Linked DNA regions of Homo sapiens: region 2 is linked to region 1. Evidence: chromatin loops called from intact Hi-C (ENCODE). Cell type or tissue: K562. All regions are shown on one strand.

Evidence for each region. Hi-C counts contacts between places; a loop is a spot of excess contacts. Peaks named below come from ENCODE experiments on the same cell type or tissue, not always from the same donor. Only the 100,000 strongest peaks of a DNase experiment are listed, where the experiment ranks them.
Region 2: it touches region 1 in a loop (5-fold over the local background); 8 of 110 quality-filtered maps call a loop at or near these places.

The regions. Positions count from the first base shown.
Region 1 is chr7:44,587,084-44,589,583 of GRCh38, reverse strand. No RefSeq gene overlaps it. Among named protein-coding and RNA genes, the nearest start is that of TMED4, 6.1 kb to the right of the region's middle. RefSeq lists an enhancer at 1,146-1,195. In K562, a CTCF peak has its summit at 1,302 (motif pointing left); no DNase peak of the experiment used is centred here.
Region 2 is chr7:44,966,317-44,968,816 of GRCh38, reverse strand. It overlaps MYO1G (myosin IG), which reads left to right. Exons shown (of 22, transcript NM_033054.3): 13 at 859-933; 14 at 1,080-1,212; 15 at 1,979-2,145. Among named protein-coding and RNA genes, the nearest start is that of MYO1G, 11 kb to the left of the region's middle. In K562, a CTCF peak has its summit at 1,156 (motif pointing left); DNase peaks (open chromatin) are centred at 1,116 and 1,747.

The DNA.
Region 1 (2,500 bases):
AGTCCTTCAGATGTTCTAAAAGGCCAGCCCATCTGTGACTCTTTTCCTCTGACGTTCTCACATGCTGTCCTCCTGCCCCGCTGGCTTCCTTGCCCTCCTAATTCACCAGACATGCATTAGCCTCCAGCCTTCACTCTTTTCCCAGGCATACACACGACTGCCCCTCCTGAGGGGCCTTTCATCTGGCACCTTCTTGGGGAGCCTTACTGCCACTCTGTCTAAAATTGTACCCACCCACACCTCCAACTAAACACTCCTTACATTTTAGTTTCCTGTGGCTGCCATAACAAATTACCAGAAACATGATAGATTAAAACAACAAGGCCAGGTGCGGTGGCTCATGCCTGTAATCCCAGCACTTTGGGAGGCTGAGGTGGGCGGATCATGAGGTTAGGAGTTCGAGACCAGCCTGGCTGATATGGTGAAACGCCGTCTCTACTAAAAATACAAAAATTAGCTGGGCGTTGTGGCAGGTGCCTGTAATCCTAGCTACTTGGGAGGCTGAGGCAGGAGAATTGTTTGAACCCAGGAGGCGGAGGTTACAGTGAGCCGAGATCACGCCATTGTACTCCAGCCTGGGCGACAAGAGTGAAACTCCCATCTCAAAAAAAAAAAAAAAAAAAAAAAAAAAGACATGTATTCTCTCTCTCAGTCACGGACGGCAGAAGTCCGAAGTGAGGAGTGGGCAGGGCTGCACTTCCTAGGCTCTCGGGGAGACTTTTTTTCCTGTCCCTTCCAGTTTCTGGTGGCTCCAGGCATGCCTTGGCTTATGGCAGCATTATTATTCCAGTGTCTGCCTCTGTGATCATAGTGCCTCCTTTTCTTTTTTTTTTTTTTACATTTTTTTTTTGTATTTAGAGAAAAAAACACTTAACATAAAATTTACCATCTTAACCTTTTTTTTGAGACTCTGTTGCCCAGGCTGGAATGCAGTGTTACAATCACAGCTCACTGCAGCCTCAACCTCCTGGGCTCGTGACATCCTCCCATCTGACTCTCCCAAGTAACTGGGGACCACTGGCATGTGCCACCACACTTGGCTAATTTTTACATTTTTTGTAGAGACAGGGTTTCTCTATGTTGCCTAGGCTGGTCTCAAACTCCTCAGCTCAAGCAATCCTCCTGCCTTGGCCTCCCAAAGTGCTGGGATTATAGGCGTGAGCCACCACGCCTGGCCATGTTAACCATTTTTAGGTGTGCAGTTCAGTATGTTAAATATATTCACATTGTTATGAAACAGATGTCCAGAACTTTTTCATTTTGCTAATCTGAAACTCTGTACCCATTAGACAACAGCTCCCCCCGCAGGTAACCATTCTACTTTTTGCTTCTATGATTTTGACTACTTTAGACACTTTATCTAAATGGAATCATATGGCAATTGTCTTTCTGTGATTGACTTATACTACTTAGCATAATGTTAAGTTTCATCCATGTTGTAGCATGAATCAGAATTTCATCCCTTTTTATGGCTTGATAATACTGCATTGTATGTATATACCACATTTTGCGGTAGGTACAATGTATATTTACATTGCTTCCACCTCTTGGCTACTGTGAATAATGCTGCTATGAAAATGGGCGTGTAGGTATCTTTTCCAGATCCTGACTTTACTTCCTTTGGATAAATACTTACAGGTGGGACTGCTGGGGTATATGATTGTTCTACTTTTAATTATTTAACACTCTTCTACAATTTATTTTCTGTTTTTGTTGTTCTAATAGTAGTTATTATTAGGTGAGGTATTTCTTATCTCTTATAAGGACACCTGTCATTGGATTTAGGGTCCACCTGGTTAATCCAGGATTATCAAGTCTCAAAATCCTGAATTACATCTGCAAAGACTCTTTTTCCACATAAGGTCACATTCACAGGTTCCAGTGATTCAAACATGGACATGTCTTCTGGTCCCCCATTATGTCCACTATACTCTCTTTTTTTTTTTTTTTTTTAAGATGGAGTCTCGCTGTGTCGCCCAGGCTGGAGCGCAGTGGCGCGATCTTGGCTTCCTGCAAGCCCACCTCCCAGGTTCACGCCATTCTCCTGCCTCAGCCTCCCGAGTAGCTGGGACTACAGACACCCGCCACCACGCCCAGCTAATTTTTTTGTATTTTTTTAGTAGAGACGGGGTTTCACCATGTTAGCTAGGATGGTCTTGATCTCCTGACCTCGTGATCCCCCTGCCTCAGCCTCCCAAAGTGTCGGGATTACAGGCGTGAGCCACTGCGCCTGGCCTAAGTCCACTATACTTTCTTCTTCCCTGCCTTATTTTTATTCTTGATACTTATCTCCATCTGACATGCTCTATATTTCTTTATTTATCTTGTTTGGCAGACGACAATCAAGATAAAGCCATGGAGACAAGGATTTTTGTTGCTGTTGTTCTTGTTTTTTGAGACAGAGCCTCACTCTCACCCAGGCCTAGAGTGCAGTGGCACAATCTCGGTTCACTGCAACCTCTGCCTCCCAGGCTGAAGTGATCCTCCCACCTCAGCCTCC
Region 2 (2,500 bases), 380 kb before region 1:
TTCGCAAAATCTACACCCATGAGGTCGCTCATGCCTGTAACCCCAGCACTTTGGGAGGCCAAAGTGGGTGGATCACCTGAGGCCAAGAGTTCGAGACCAGCCTGGCCAACATGGCAAAACCTCATCTGTACTAAAAATATAAAAATTATCCGGGCACGATGACGCGTGCCTGTAATGCCAGTTGCTCGGGAGGCTGAGGCACAAGAACTGCTTGAACCTGGGAGGTAGAGGTTGTGGCGAACTGAGATCGCACCACTGCACTCCAGCCTGGGCAAGAGAGTGAGACTATTTCTCAAAAAAAAAAAAAAAAAATCCATTCCCTGAGCCTTCATAGGTGCTGCAGTTGGAGCCAAGATTTGGCACTGACCTTTCTAGCAGTCCAAGAACTAGACAGTGATTCTGAGGCTCTCAGTGCCCACAGATCAAAATAGGCCCAGGACTCAGGAGTTCCTAGTCATAGTTGTAGTCGCTGATGTTTATCAAAATTCAGTAGGCACTGTTCTGAGCAACTGATGTACACTGAAGCACAGAGAGGTTGAGTGGCTTAGGCAAAGTCACACAGCATGCATGTGGTAGAAGCAGGACTCGGTGCTAGGACATTTGGCTTCAGAGCTGGGGGCTTAACCACTCGATTCATCTTCCAGGAGAGAAATGTCTCCTGAGGGAGGGAGTCTTACATGACGAAAGAGAAAGCAGGTGTGAGGGGGAAGGAGGAGAGGAGCCAAGGCAGAGGGAGGAAGAGAGACTGACCTATGGGAACAGAGGCAGATGGGAAGAGAGTGGGGGCTGCTGGGGTCATTAGCACTCTGGCCTGGCAGCCCCCGCCCCTGCTCCCTCACCAGCCCTGGCTTCTGGTAGGTACTCCGTGGAAGGCTTCATCGACAAGAACAGAGATTTCCTCTTCCAGGACTTCAAGCGGCTGCTGTACAACAGGTGAGCACGGCTTGCTGGGCACCATAGGGAGGGCCAGGGCCCTGGGGCCCCAGAGACTCTGGGGTCAGGCATTGACTAGCGTCAGGACGTGGGTGGGTGGGGCTGCTCTCCCAGAGGATGGCTGGGAATTCGGCCTGTGTCTGCAGCACGGACCCCACTCTACGGGCCATGTGGCCGGACGGGCAGCAGGACATCACAGAGGTGACCAAGCGCCCCCTGACGGCTGGCACACTCTTCAAGAACTCCATGGTGGCCCTGGTGGAGAACCTTGCCTCCAAGGTATGTTCCACCCCTCTCCCACTCTGGCTGTTCCGGATCCTTCTCTCTGTGCCCTCGGTGCCAAGTAGGGTCCCAACCACCTCTGTACATCATAGTGGTGGGGAGAGGGTTCTTGTCCTGTCTGTATGAGCCACATCTGCTCCAGCAGTGGACCCCACCCACTGCACAGGTGAGATGTGGGGCCTCAGGGGCTGGGCTGAGGCTTGATCAATCATGGGGAACCCAGGCTTCTCCTCGCCCCATTGTCTCTTGAACAGGGAGGGGTTTGGGGAGACCCTGCTGAGAGGCTGGCTTGGCCCAGCCCAGCTCTTGGCAAAAACCCAGGATTCTTCTGGCAGGTGGGGCCAGAGAGACAGGAAACTGGCACAAGCTTTCTTGGGGAGCTTTGGGTCAAAAGTCAGAAGAGGAACAGGTGAAGGGTCAGGGAGAGGACATGTTAGGGTGAGCTTAACTACAGAACATCCAGAGATGTCAGCCCCTTTTGGAAGGAGAGAAGGAAGGCAGATGGGGCGAGGCCTGCTCCTGCCCCTGCCACGCCCACCTCCCCACCCCCCGACCAGGGGCTGGAACCTGGCTCTGAACCTGGCCTTGCTGGCCTCTGCCCAGCACTTAGGGCTTCCAGGGCCCTTGTTCTGCTGATTTCCCTTCTTTGTTCCCAACTCTTCTCCTGGCCTGGGACCTTGAGGGGTTAGGAAGCCCCTGGTGTGGGGCAGGGTGCACAGTGCTGCTGGCGCAGACCCTCTCCAAGTCCCCTCTGTCCCTGCAGGAGCCCTTCTACGTCCGCTGCATCAAGCCCAATGAGGACAAGGTAGCTGGGAAGCTGGATGAGAACCACTGTCGCCACCAGGTCGCATACCTGGGGCTGCTGGAGAATGTGAGGGTCCGCAGGGCTGGCTTCGCTTCCCGCCAGCCCTACTCTCGATTCCTGCTCAGGTACTGGCACCTGACACCCATCACTCCATGGGCCATAGTCCCTGTGTGGAGTCCAAGGGGTAGGAGCAGAGGGTCCCCAAACAGCACGTCGCAAACATCGATACAAGCAGGAACCAGCACGCTGCTGGCCTCAAGACACCAAAATATCTGGGAAGACATGTGTGTGAGCACATGCATGTGGGGACATACAGGTGGGAACATGGGTATGAGGGCTGTGTGAGGACATGTATGTGAGGACATGTGTATGGGAAGACATATGTGCACAGGTGTCATAAGTGCTCCAGGAACACACTCTGTATCCCTGCCATCTCCCCAGGTGTGGGGTGGGCAGGGTGGGCTCCATCATCTCTCCCCC